2 separate regions of the Homo sapiens genome follow, and region 2 is linked to region 1. Evidence: chromatin contacts called from ENCODE Hi-C or POLR2A ChIA-PET data. All regions are on one chromosome and are shown on one strand. Each heading gives the region's core, a stretch centred on a gene start or an enhancer-like site at or near the end of the contact. The rest is flanking DNA. Distances are from core to core; before and after follow the strand shown. Region 1 overlaps BUB1B-PAK6 (BUB1B-PAK6 readthrough). Region 2 holds the start of CCDC9B (coiled-coil domain containing 9B).

Region 1 (5,857 bases), core at 681-3,180:
GTGTACCGGTATGCATGTACATACGTATGTATGAGGAAGGATGACCACGATAGTTGAGCAAAAAGACCAGGTTTATCAATGTTAACTTGAAAATGAGATGGCATAATCTCATATAAGTTTTTTTATTTAAAGATATTTCTATATCTGTATGTTTAAACCGCAAACTGTCAATGTGGTTATCCTTGGAAATAGGAGTGGTGGTGAGAGGGGTCTTTCACTTTGGACTTTTTACACTCTTGCATTGTTTCAGTGAACATGTACTGTTGTATTTAAACAATACAAAAGTAAAAATAAAGGAATGTATGTTTTTAAAACTAATAATAGGCCAGACGCAGTGGCACACGCCTGTAATCCCAGCACTTTGGGAGGCCGAGGTGGGTGGATCACCTGACGTCAGGAGTTCGAGACCAGCCTGGCCAACATGGCGAAACCCCGTCTCTACTAAGAATACAAAAATTAGCTGGGTGTGGTGGTGGGCACCTGTAATCTCAGCTACTCAGGAGGCTGAGGCGGAGAATTGCTCGAACCCGGGAGGTGGAGATTGCAGTGAGCAGACTGTGCCATTGCATTCCAGCCTGGGCAACAGAGCGAGACTCAGTCTCAAAACAAACAAACAAACAAACAAACAAACCCTAATAATAGAAAACCAAGAGCTATGAAGAGTACCTAAAACTTGTATATTTGAACATTTTCCTCTGCAAAGTCCACTTTAAGGCAATGTGGGGATATGGAAAACACTTTTTCTTCCTTCATGTCTTTCAAATTTTCAGAAATGTTGTTAGAGGGAGGGGCAACATGAAGATGTGAAGGCACTAAGGCAGGAGATAGAGTTTATTACGTTAAATTCAAAACACTATCATCTTATTCAGATAATAATTACAATGACTCTCTTTAAGAAATGTAACATTTCTAAGTTTCTGCCAGTTTATGAGAAGCAGGCGGAAATTCCTGAAGAAACATCAACAATTTCATAAATCAAGAAAAATCATGTTTTCCAGATTTCTGCTATAGTAGCTAGCAGAGATAATAGCCATTTCATGAAAGGAACTGAGAACTAAACAAACCAGCTCTCCTGAATCTGCATCAGTCAGGTTCTCTGTTAGCCTGGAGAATCAAGTCCAGGACAGAAGCTATGGCAGTCCTGGGGTCTCTAAGCAACAGGACTGACTGCAGTCCCACAGATCACCCCTGCCTGGATGAGAGATGCTCCCACCATGCTGTCCACCTAGTGCATCCTTGCAGGGAAGGAGTCTGATTGGCTGGCTCAGGTCATATGCCTGTCTCTCAGGGAGGGTATCCTGGAGAGAGTGCTTCTGTTATCACACGATATAGGGAGGAAAGTTAGGGTGCTGTTACTAAACCAAAGGGGAATGGGTGCTGGAGACCAAAGGGGACCAGCCAATGATTGCCACAGCATCTTTGCCTCTTTTTCTAATTATTTTCAATTCCTGAGTGTGATAATCAGCCACTGTTGATATTCGATTCCTGTCTTGTGAAACTGATGGCCTGTGCAAACTGAGACCAGTTCCTCTATTCTATCATGTTTCTTGACTTCCTGATTTGATGAGAGGATCTGCAAATTTAGAACCATTTTTTCCACAGGCTGTAGAAAGGGGGGCTCCACCGGCCTGCAAAGGTATGGCTGCTGCTGCAGTGGGCAGGCCAGCAGATGCCTGTGTTTTTGGGCCAGTGGTCGGCCCTGGTGCTTAGCACATGGCAGGTGCTCATGTAAACTTTGTTGAAGGAATGAATGAACATCTTTAGAGGTTCTGTGCTCTAGCCACCCTCCTTAGAATGCGTGAATCCCAGAGCTGAAAGGCACTCTAGGGATATCAGCCCTGTCCCTCCTTCTACAGGTGAGAAAACCACAGCCCCAAGAGATTAGGTGACTCAGCAAAGCCTCAGAGAAAATTAAAGGCAGTCAGGAACTCAGCTGTTCCTCCTCACAGATCCATGAAGTTCCCTTTGCTGCCGACGGCAGCCCCATGCTAGCAGCAAGCTCTGAGTGTGACAGATCTGTAATTTGGACAAAGGCAGTGGTGGTGCTGTCACCACAGACATTTCTGCCTTTGAATCTTGGCTCCCAGGGATTTGCAGCCGCATGAATCAGTCAAGCCAGTGTCCTTACAATTTCTTAAAGTCTTTTACTGTGTTTTTGTTAATGGACATATACAGTACTTGCAGTCTCAAAAGTAATTTGCCTCACCTGCACCGTTTTGGTGAGTTGGATTCAGCTGGAACAACTGTTTATATCAACCTTGTCCCACTGCATGGTTTTAAAGAAACCATCTGGGGATGTGTTTGGAAAGGCCATGTAGCAATGAAGTTCTAAAAATTTTCATAAACTAGTGCTTCCCAAGTTTTCCTAAAGAATAATAAAAACTTTTAGAAACAAAGCCTAGGGCTCCAGTGTGTGGGTAAAATTCCTTTGCTGCCAAATTTTTCTAGATCTTTAGATGCTTCCCCACACTCCACACCCGCTTGTGCTGCATGTACAGAGGGTGCCTCACTCAGGCCTTCTGATGGGCCTGTCTCCACCCACCTACACTAGTCAGCGCCTCTCACCGCAGGGCCAGGAAGGGAGGAACAGATTCTGTTCTCCTTCCTTCCCACCATCCCAAGCCAGGGCAGGTTCCGGAAAGGAAGGGCTTGATTAATGAGCAGGTGTTGCCACTGAAGGCCTGTATATCCCACACTCCAGAGCTGGTCTTACCTTGGCGGCACTCGTCAGCCCTGCGCCTCCGGGAGAGCTAGGCCAGAAGCAGGGGCTCTACCTTCAAGAGATTTTTCTCAAGCTCCTTCCTTGGCAGGGAGGGTACAGAGGAACAGACGCTTCCTGGACATCTGCCTGCTCCCAAAGTATTGGCAGCAAAGTGGGGGATGACTAGGTCAAGTCCTGGGGTCCTCAGTGGGAAGGAAGTTTCAGGGCCTTGTCAGATAGGTCCCTTGCATGCCCTCCCCTGTGGCCCTGCTCCAGCTGTCCTCCTGTGGGCAAGGTGTGTGGAGGATGCTGGCAGGGGCCAAGGGTGGGCACAGTCAGTGACAAGAGACTCAAGTGGCCAACGTCAGCAGACAGCCGGAGAGGGTAGCAGGTGGGCAACATTTGGCAAGGTCTTCCCTTTTTACCCAATCTCTAGTCACAATGCTACACAAGATATGAGGGAGGGGAGCACAGGCCAGAATCTCATCAATATTAGAAGTGGCCCTGGCAAGCGACTCTGCTGTTGACTTCCAGAACAGTTTTCCCTCAGGAAAACGGGTTTTCAGGCTGGGCGTGGTGGCTCGTGCCTTAATCCTGGCACTTTGGGAGGCCAAGGCGGGAGGATTGCTGGAGTCCAGGAATTCGAGACCAGCCTAGGCAACAGTGAGACCTCGTCTCACAAAAAATAAAATTAGCCAGGCATGGTGGTGCACATCTGTAGTCCCATCTACTTGGGAGGTTGAGGCTGCAGTGAGCTGAGATTTGGCCATTGCACTCCAGCCTGGGCAACAGACCTCGTCTCACAAAAAATAAAATTAGCCAGGCATGGTGGTGCACATCTGTAGTCCCATCTACGTGGGAGGTTGAGGCTGCAGTGAGCTGAGATTTGGCCATTGCACTCCAGCCTGGGCAACACAGTGAGACCCTCTCTCTCGAAAAAAAAGAAGAGGGGTTTTCAAGTAAGTGAACAGGGAATGAAATTCTTTTTGCCAGGAACAGGTGTATGGAATTGTGAAAATACTTAAAAGATGGGGGTGGCAGCAGCTGAAAACCCTTTTATGTGAAGTCTCCAACGAGTCAGGCATAGTACATCTAGGCTCTTTCCATCTGTGATTCCATGGAATTCTTAAAACACCATGAAGTAGTTATCATTACCCCAAGTTCTACAGATAAGGAGTCTGAGGCTCAATGCATTTACACATCTTGTCCCAAATCAGGAAGTGGCAACGCCCTGGCTTTCCTTGTGACACCAAATGGCTGAGGCAGGAACTCACTGGGAGCTTTGACTTGACTTGTTTCTGGGTGACTGAACAGATGGCTGAGAGGGAGCCACTCAATCAGGGTCTGGCCACAGCCTGCCGTGACAGGGGCTGTGGGTACTGCTGCAAGGGATGTGCCTCCCTTTGTGCTGGCTGGACGGAGGCCTACACCTCAGTCGGGAGTCAGCTCTCAATCGCCAAAGGCTCAGTGGCTGGCAGCAGGCCCGGCAGAGGCCTAGCCTGTGGATGAGCCTTTCCCGGGAGCAGCCCCTATGGGAGGGGCTGGCCCATCTCTGTCAGAGCAGGAAAAGTGGGTGACTACCAAAGACTGGCTGGGACTACACTAGGGATAGGACCAAAATTAAAATCCTTTTGTCAGTGAAAGCGTCACCCCTGCAGACCCTGACCAGATGACCTTAGGAGTGGGGCTGGTCCAAGGGGCATCTGGGGCTTGACTCTGAGGAGTTAATGGCAAAGTGAGGAGCTGCCCAGAAGCCAGTCTGAGCAGAGCTGCAAACTGTAGAGTCCCAAGTCCTGGACTCACAAGTGTGTCCTCTTTCTGGCATATGATGGGATGGGCCTCTGCCATCTCAGCCCCAGCCCACCAGGAGCAGAGTCTTCTTGATACACCTGTTTCTAGGACTGCTGCTAAGCCTGGTGGCATAGGTAGTGCAAAGGAGCCAGAAGACACCCCAGGGGTCCCCAGCCCCTGGGCTGTGGACTGGTACTGGTCTGTGGCCTGATAGGAACCGGGCTGCATAGTAGGAGGTGAGCAGCAGGCAAGCATGCATTACTGCCTGAGCTCTGCCTCCTGCAAGGGGCATTAGATTTTCATAGGCATGCGAACACTATTGTGAACTACGCATGCAAGGGATCTAGGTTGAGAATTTAGTTTCACCCCGAAACCATCCCCCACCATCCCCCATCTGTGGAAAAACTGTCTTTCATGCGACTGGTCCCTGGTGCCAGAAAGATTGGGGACCACTCAAAGAGGGTTCCAAAGGTCTCTACAAAGCCTGCAGTGAAACACTATTTTTTTGAGCACATACTTTAGATTATGTGCTGTGCTGAACCCTTGCCATACACTAACTCATTTAATCCTCACAATACAATTAACCCATTCAACAAATATCTACCGAGTACCTGCTAGGTACAATGCTTTCTGCTAGGTGCTGGGGAGAACTCAGTGAGCAAGATGAGACCCTGTCCCCATGAAATTTATAATCTGGGTAGGAACCATTATAATCCCATTTCAGAGATGATGCAACTAAGGCATTGTGGTGTTAACTTACTTACTCAGGTCATTAAATGACAAGACATGGGTTTGAACCCAGGCGATCCGTTTCAGAGTTTAGGATGCTATTGTGTTACCAAATCCTTCCTTTCTCCTTCCCAACAACATTACCTATATAGCAGACACTTGCTTGCTTTTTAAGAAAAAATAAAATAAAAAATGAGGTCTTTCTCTGTCACACAGGCTGGAGTGTATTGGTGCCATCATAGCTCACAGTAACCTCAAACTCCTGGGATCAACTGATCCTCCCACCTCAGCCTCGTGAGTAGCTGGGATTACAGGTGTGAACCACCATGCCCAGCTTGGTTGCCTTTCTAAATCCATCTCACCACCCTTGCTGGAAGAAACCCAATTTATTAGAATGTACACTCCTCTCCTAACTGTGTACCCAGCGAAAGGCCCCTCCCCAGCCCCAGCCCTTAGGGGTGAATCTTAAGTTTAAACCAATCTTGGTAACGCCCTTCCCTTTGCCAGGGATTGGTGTAGGCTCACATATGTGACAATCTGGCCAAGAGACACGCGAGGAAGCCAGCTGGGAGGGTTTTGGGAGAAAGTTTTCTTATGCTGCTCCAAGTTGTTCAGGAACTTGGAACTGTGGTAGCC
Region 2 (5,900 bases), core at 1-2,500, 110 kb before region 1:
TCTTCAGTAATAAATTAACCTTAGCTTACTGTAACCTTTTTACTTTATAAACTTTTTAATTTAAAAAAACTTTTTGACTCTCTTGGTAATAACCCTTAGCTTAAAACACAAACAAAACACATTGTACAGCTGTACAAAAATATTTTCTCTTTATATCCTTATTCTATAAGTTTTTTTGCTATTTTGAAACTTTTTCTTTTTTTTAACTTTTTAAACTTTTTTCTCAAAATCTAACACACACACATTAGCCTAGGCCTACACAGAGTCAGAATCATCAACATCACTGTCTTCCATTCCACATATTGACCCACTGGAAGGTCTTCAGGGGCATTAACAGGCCTGCAGCTGTCATCTCCTATGCTAACAATGCCTTCTGGATTTCCTCCTGAAGGACCTGCCCGAGGCTGTTTTACAGTTCACTTTTTTTTGTTGTTGTTGTAAGTAGAAGAAATACACTCTAAAATAATGATAAAAAGTATAGTATAGTAAATACATAAGCCAGTAACATAATTGTTAATTATCATTATCAGGTATTCTGTACTGTGCACACTTGTATGTGCCATACTTTTGTGCGGCTGTCATGCCGTAGGTCTGTTTACACAAGCGTCACCATAAGCACATAAGTAGTGCCCTGTGCTACCATGTTATAATGGCTACAATGTCACTAAGCCATAGGAATTTGTAGCTCCATTATAATCTTATGGGACCACCATCATATATGTGGTCCATTGTTGAGTGAAACGTCATTATATGGTGCATGACTGCACAGAGAAGACAATGTCCAACCTAAAAGAATGAATGACTATTGTTGTCATTTTAGGGATGTGGTAGTACTTGGTAGTCTAGGGGAGGTGAGCTTCTTGATCCCTTTGAATTACTTAAACCAAGGCTGATGAGGAGAAGGAGCAGGAGAGGGCAGGCGCATCTGTGTGCTGTAGGCCTTTTTCTACTCATGGGAGGCACAGAGGCCTACGCTGGCTGCCCATCTTGTCTGCAGGCAGGCCCAGGCTGGGGTCCTGCTGGGGCCTAGGCAGCCAGGCCTCCTGTGTAGGCTTGACCCACCAGGGAGAAGTCCCTACCAGTCTGTCTGGGGACGCTGGGGTGGGGCAGGGAGAGGTGCTAGGCAGGACCAGCCAGCTGCCAGTGCCCTGGTCCTCGCCCTCTGAGAGTGGAAGGGTGGGGGTGGCGGCCCGACGTTCCTGGCTGGGAGCCCAGAGGAGTCTTTTGTAATCACAACATGATCTCGTGTGCTGAGCAGCGAAGCCGGCAGGGAGAGGCCGGCAGAGGCCCGGCTCCGGTGGCTCCAGCTTTCCTCCCACTCTGGCTCCCCAGGGGCTGCTCTGGAATTCTCTCGGTGCCCGCCGTTGCCATGCACTCGGCTGTGAGTGGCAGTCTGCCTTTGGCAGGGGGCTTCTTGGGACTGGGAGGGGGCTGGGATACCAGGCAGCCACCCTCTGGGGGCAGCTGGGGACAGCTGGGGCTGGGAGGAAGAAGGCTGTGACTAGGGTCACAACAGAGAACCTGCATCCAGACAGAGAGGAACCTGGAATCTTGATGCAGAGACATGGCTTGCCCAGGGTGACTCCTGGGCTGGGGCCGCCAGGGGAGCTGGCTCTCTCCGCCCCGACTACCAGCAGCTTTCGGCCTGGAGAGGCTGGGCCCCTGGGAGCGGCTCTTTCCTCCAGGCTGGGCACAGGCCTAGGTGCGGGGTCCAGGGCCTGAGAGCCCAGGACGGAGCCAGGGCCTCTCCTTTTTCTCTGGTTGTGGATCTGGGAGCCAAACAGCTCCCCCCTCGACCTCCCGAATCCCCTGGCAGCTTCCCAGTCACGGCAGGTTCCGCTGCCAGAGCCATTTATAACTCCCATTCCAGGCTCTGCTCGGCAGTGAAGCTCCCTGGAGAGCTGGGGGAGGGGCACCCCACTGCTGGGAGCTGTGGCTTGGGGTATGAGGCCCTGACCTGAGCCCCCTGAGGAGGCAGGGACAGGCAGACGGGCCTAGCTGGAATGGGGGCTTGGGGCCTTATTTGGGCCATCTCCCTAAGCAATCCCCTTCCTTCCTGGGTGACCTTAGCTGTGGGTCTGGGATCTCTTCCTTGGGTGGTGAAAATGTGAAAGCTGGGGACTGGTGAGAGGGGGACCCGGAAGTCAGGAGCTTGGGTTCCCTGCCTCTGCAGGGAACTCCCAGAGCCGAGTCCCCCATGAGCAGGCAGGAGAAGGACGCAGAGCTGGATCGGAGGATAGTTGCCCTGCGCAAGAAGAACCAGGCCTTGCTCCGCAGGTACCAGGTGAGTGGGCTGCCACAGGGCCAGGAGAAACCACTTGGCTGCCGCTCCCTGTGCCCCACACGTGGTGGTCTCCCTGCAGGCTCAGCAATGCGCCTCTGGGGCTGGGGCCAGGGGTAGGGTGGGCATGGTCCCTCTTAGAGGCTTGGTGAGGGTCCTGGGGATGTGTGATGTGGCGCCTCTGCCCCCTGGTGTCCCACTGGTGTCTCTCTGTGTAGGCCTATCAGCATCTATGTCTCTGTGCACCTGGGGGGCCATGGCGTGTGCTGACCCCCAGCCCTCCCACAGGAGATCCAGGAGGACCGTCGGCAGGCAGAGCAGGGGGGGATGGCTGTGACCACACCAGCACTCCTCCAGCCTGATGGCCTCACCGTTACCATCAGCCAGGTTCCCGGTGTAAGCCTCACCCTGGGAGACAGGGCTCGTAGCAAGGAGGTGGAGGCCCAGACCATGTCGGGGAAAGACAGCTGCCTCTGTTCCCCTCTCCTACTAACTATTCTGGGGTGCACCTGCCAGCTCCCAACCTCCTGCAGTCGGACCACTGCTGTCCCCACCAAAGAGCCACAGCTGAAAGCCCCCCTACCCCCAGTAGATGCATCTTCATACCCTTTTCCAGTCCACAGCCCTGCGCCTATGCCACAAAGCACAGGCCACTCCTAAACCTCAAGCCCCAGGGGCTAAAACCCTGCAGGAAGTGGGGGACAGAGAAGTTGGGGCTGAATGCCAGGAGCAGTGTCTGAGGGACAGAGACCCATTGTTTGAGTGCTCTGGGTTTCCCAGCTCAGAGATGACGGGCCACTGTGGCATCTTGGGCCGCTGGGTGGCCCTGGGCCCTGGATAACCTCATGCCATTGGCATGTGAACACCCTGTGGGAGTCAGCTCTTCTGTGGGGAATGCAGGGAGGGCTGGGGTTGGAACCCAGGCCTGGGGAACCACCGAGAGGACCCAGCACCCAGGTCCTGCCCAGCACTGCCCATGTGGCCTGAGGGTCTTTGTTCTGCAGGAAAAGCGGGTGGTTAGCAGGAACTGGGCAAGGGGTACCTGTGGACCCAGAGTGACCAACGAGATGCTTGAGGATGAGGATGCTGAGGACCACGGGGGTACTTTCTGCTTAGGGGAGCTGGTGGAGCTGGCTGTGACCATGGAGAACAAAGCAGAGGTGAGCAGGGTGGTGGGGAGTGCAGGCATCGGCAGGCAGCCTCTTCCTCCCTGGCTCTGCTGCACTGCCCATCTTCATCCTCCCCAGGGCAAACGGATTGTAAGTGAAAAGCCTACCAGAGCAAGGAACCAAGGCATAGAGGGGTCACCTGGAGGGCGTGTGACCCGAAGCCCCCCCACGCAGGTGGCCATCAGCTCAGATTCTGCACGGAAGGTGTGTCTTCAAGAGGGGATGGGGACATGGATCTGAAGGTCCTCACTTGGGGGAGGCAGAGAAGCTGAGTCAGATATGTCCCTCATTTGCGGGGACGTGGCCAAGGGAGCACATGCAGGAGTTCCTGCTCCTCCTCCCTTTCTCTGGCCAGTCTCTACTTTGGGTGGGCCTTGAAGTGGGAGACAGTTTAAGCCAAAGATGTGATCCAGCCCCCTCCCCTATTTAGCCCTGCTGATGGTGGCATGGGAGTTGGGGAGGGGGCAGGAGGGTGGAGTTGACTGGCCAAGTGCCAGGTGTGACCTCTAGGTGGCAGCAGCCCCTAGTCCTTGCCCTTGCTCACAGCTTCCAGGGCCCCTCCCACTCCGGCCCGTCTGCATACCCCTGCAACACCCCTGTGGGTTGGTGCTACGGAGATCCTCCCCATTTTACACGAGGAAATGAGACACAGAGAGGTTAAATTACTTATGTAAAACACACAGCTAACAAGTGGATGGAAACCATTTCCACGGGAGAGCTGGAACAGGCCTAATTTTTAGCTGGAGATGTGGAAACCTTGAGAGAGGAAGCGCCTGGAGTCTCCAAACCCCACCCCAAGCCTCTTCCTGCTTCTCCCCCTCACTCTGAGTGTCTTCTCCCTACAGGGTTCTTGGGAGCCCTGGAGCCGGCCGGTGGGGGAGCCCCCGGAGGCGGGCTGGGACTATGCCCAGTGGAAGCAGGAGCGGGAGCAGATCGACCTAGCCCGCCTCGCCCGGCACAGAGACGCACAGGGTGACTGGCGCCGCCCGTGGGACCTGGACAAGGCCAAGTCCACGTGGGTGGCTGGGTTGGGCAGGTTGCCTGTGGTGCGGGATGGAGCTGGCTTCGGGCACTGCTGGGAGGGCTGCAGGGACCCTCCTCGGGGTTGAGAGGACCTTGCTGGGCATTCTGGTCGAGCCCAGGGTTCAAGGCTCTGGGTCTCCCATCTTTCTTGGGCCCACCATCTCCCTGCTGCCTTCAATTCTGGGCCTGGGCTTCGGGGAGGGGGGTGTCAGGGTGGGGCCCGCGGCAGCTTCTGTGCACCAGCAACCTGACTCCCTCTGTCTACACAGGCTACAGGACTGCAGCCAGCTGAGGGGAGAAGGCCCGGCCAGGGCAGGCAGCAGAAGGGGTGAGCCCACACCTACCTCATCCCTCCCCTCCTTGGCTTTGTTCATCTTTCACCCCCTTGTCCTCTCTTTTCTCTGTCTCTTAGTCTCTTATTTTCAGAGCTGAAAGGAAGCGTTGGAGAACATCTTCCTTCCTCTCCCTCACTATCAGAGGAGGGCACCAAGACCTCCCATCCTCCCCTCTGAGCCCACAGCTCTTGTCCAGGTTCTGAGCAGAAGGCCCCAGAAGGAGGCTCAGTGGAAGCCGGCCCGGGGTCTCTTTGAGGTCCCTAAAGGGTGAAAGTCCTGGTGGTCCTTCCCCAGACCTACTGTAGAAACAGCTCTGTGGAGTTCTGGTCCCCTTGTTTTATATATAAAGAAGCTGTGGCCTGAGAGTTGGGGCCAGACACCTAGCCATGGAGTGGCAAAGCTAGCACAGGACCCTATTCTCCTGACCCCCAGGCGAGGGCGCTTTTGGGGAGGCAAAACCCACGACTGGCCCCGAGGACTGACAGCTTCCTGAGGCTGGAAGAACTGGTGTTCCTGTTTTGGATCCTTTGTCACCCCACCTTTCCCCACTTCTTTTGTCCCCCGCAGGTCCCAGGAGCCACCAGAAACTACAGCCCCCACCATTGCTCCCTGATGGAAAAGGTGAGTTGGGGAGGAGGAGGGGCCAGGTCTCGTCAGCTAAAGATGGAGCCGGCTGCTATGGGCCTCTTCTCTCCTTGGCCGACCATCTCTTGCAGGTCGGGGCGGGCAAGCCAGCAGACCCTCGGTGGCACCAGCCACAGGCAGCAAAGCCCGGGGCAAGGAGAGGCTGACTGGCAGGGCCCGAAGGTAACAGGTGGCAGGGGACAAAATCAAGACGGGCATGTGGGTGTCCCAATTTCCTGGACCAGTACAGGCCCAGGTGCCAGCTCCATCCCTGGGGCCCCTGCCTCCTGGCTGACTGCTGCCTGGCAGGTTAATGAGATGCTGGGAGAGGCCATTAGCAGAGGCTGCAGCGAGAGCCTGGTGCCCGGGGAGGCTGGTGGTAATTACAGCAGCTCCCTTCCCCTGGGAAATGAGGTATGCCTTTCCCAGGCATTGCAGGCGGGGACATGCCTGGAGTCCCCACAGAAC

The links. A loop is a pair of places that touch in the nucleus more often than their neighbours do. ChIA-PET counts read pairs that join two places held with the same protein, here RNA polymerase II (POLR2A). Pooled maps may share reads with other maps.
Region 2: a pooled map shows a loop between it and region 1 (2.0-fold over the local background). The contact joins the promoter of CCDC9B here to the enhancer-like site in region 1. A Hi-C loop is called at or near these places in 1 of 50 pooled maps. POLR2A ChIA-PET finds 5 or more read pairs at or near these places in 4 of 52 experiments (HEK293, MCF 10A, Panc1 and 1 more).

Annotation. Positions count from the first base shown.
Region 1 is chr15:40,231,069-40,236,925 of GRCh38, reverse strand. The region is part of intron 1 of BUB1B-PAK6 (BUB1B-PAK6 readthrough); the gene reads right to left. The region is part of intron 1 of LOC107984763 (a long non-coding RNA gene); the gene reads left to right. Among named protein-coding and RNA genes, the nearest start is that of PAK6, 5.1 kb to the left of the region's middle. Within about 2 kb of position 1,930, at least 5 of the 41 ENCODE cell types and tissues checked have a DNase peak (open chromatin) inside an H3K27ac peak, as active enhancers do.
Region 2 is chr15:40,336,289-40,342,188 of GRCh38, reverse strand. CCDC9B (coiled-coil domain containing 9B) reads left to right here and starts at 1,250. Exons shown (of 11, transcript NM_207380.3): 1 at 1,250-1,381; 2 at 2,174-2,284; 3 at 2,570-2,677; 4 at 3,286-3,441; 5 at 3,529-3,654; 6 at 4,296-4,465; 7 at 4,743-4,801; 8 at 5,376-5,429; 9 at 5,525-5,615. The coding sequence starts at 1,370. RefSeq lists enhancers at 1,354-2,157, 5,067-5,585.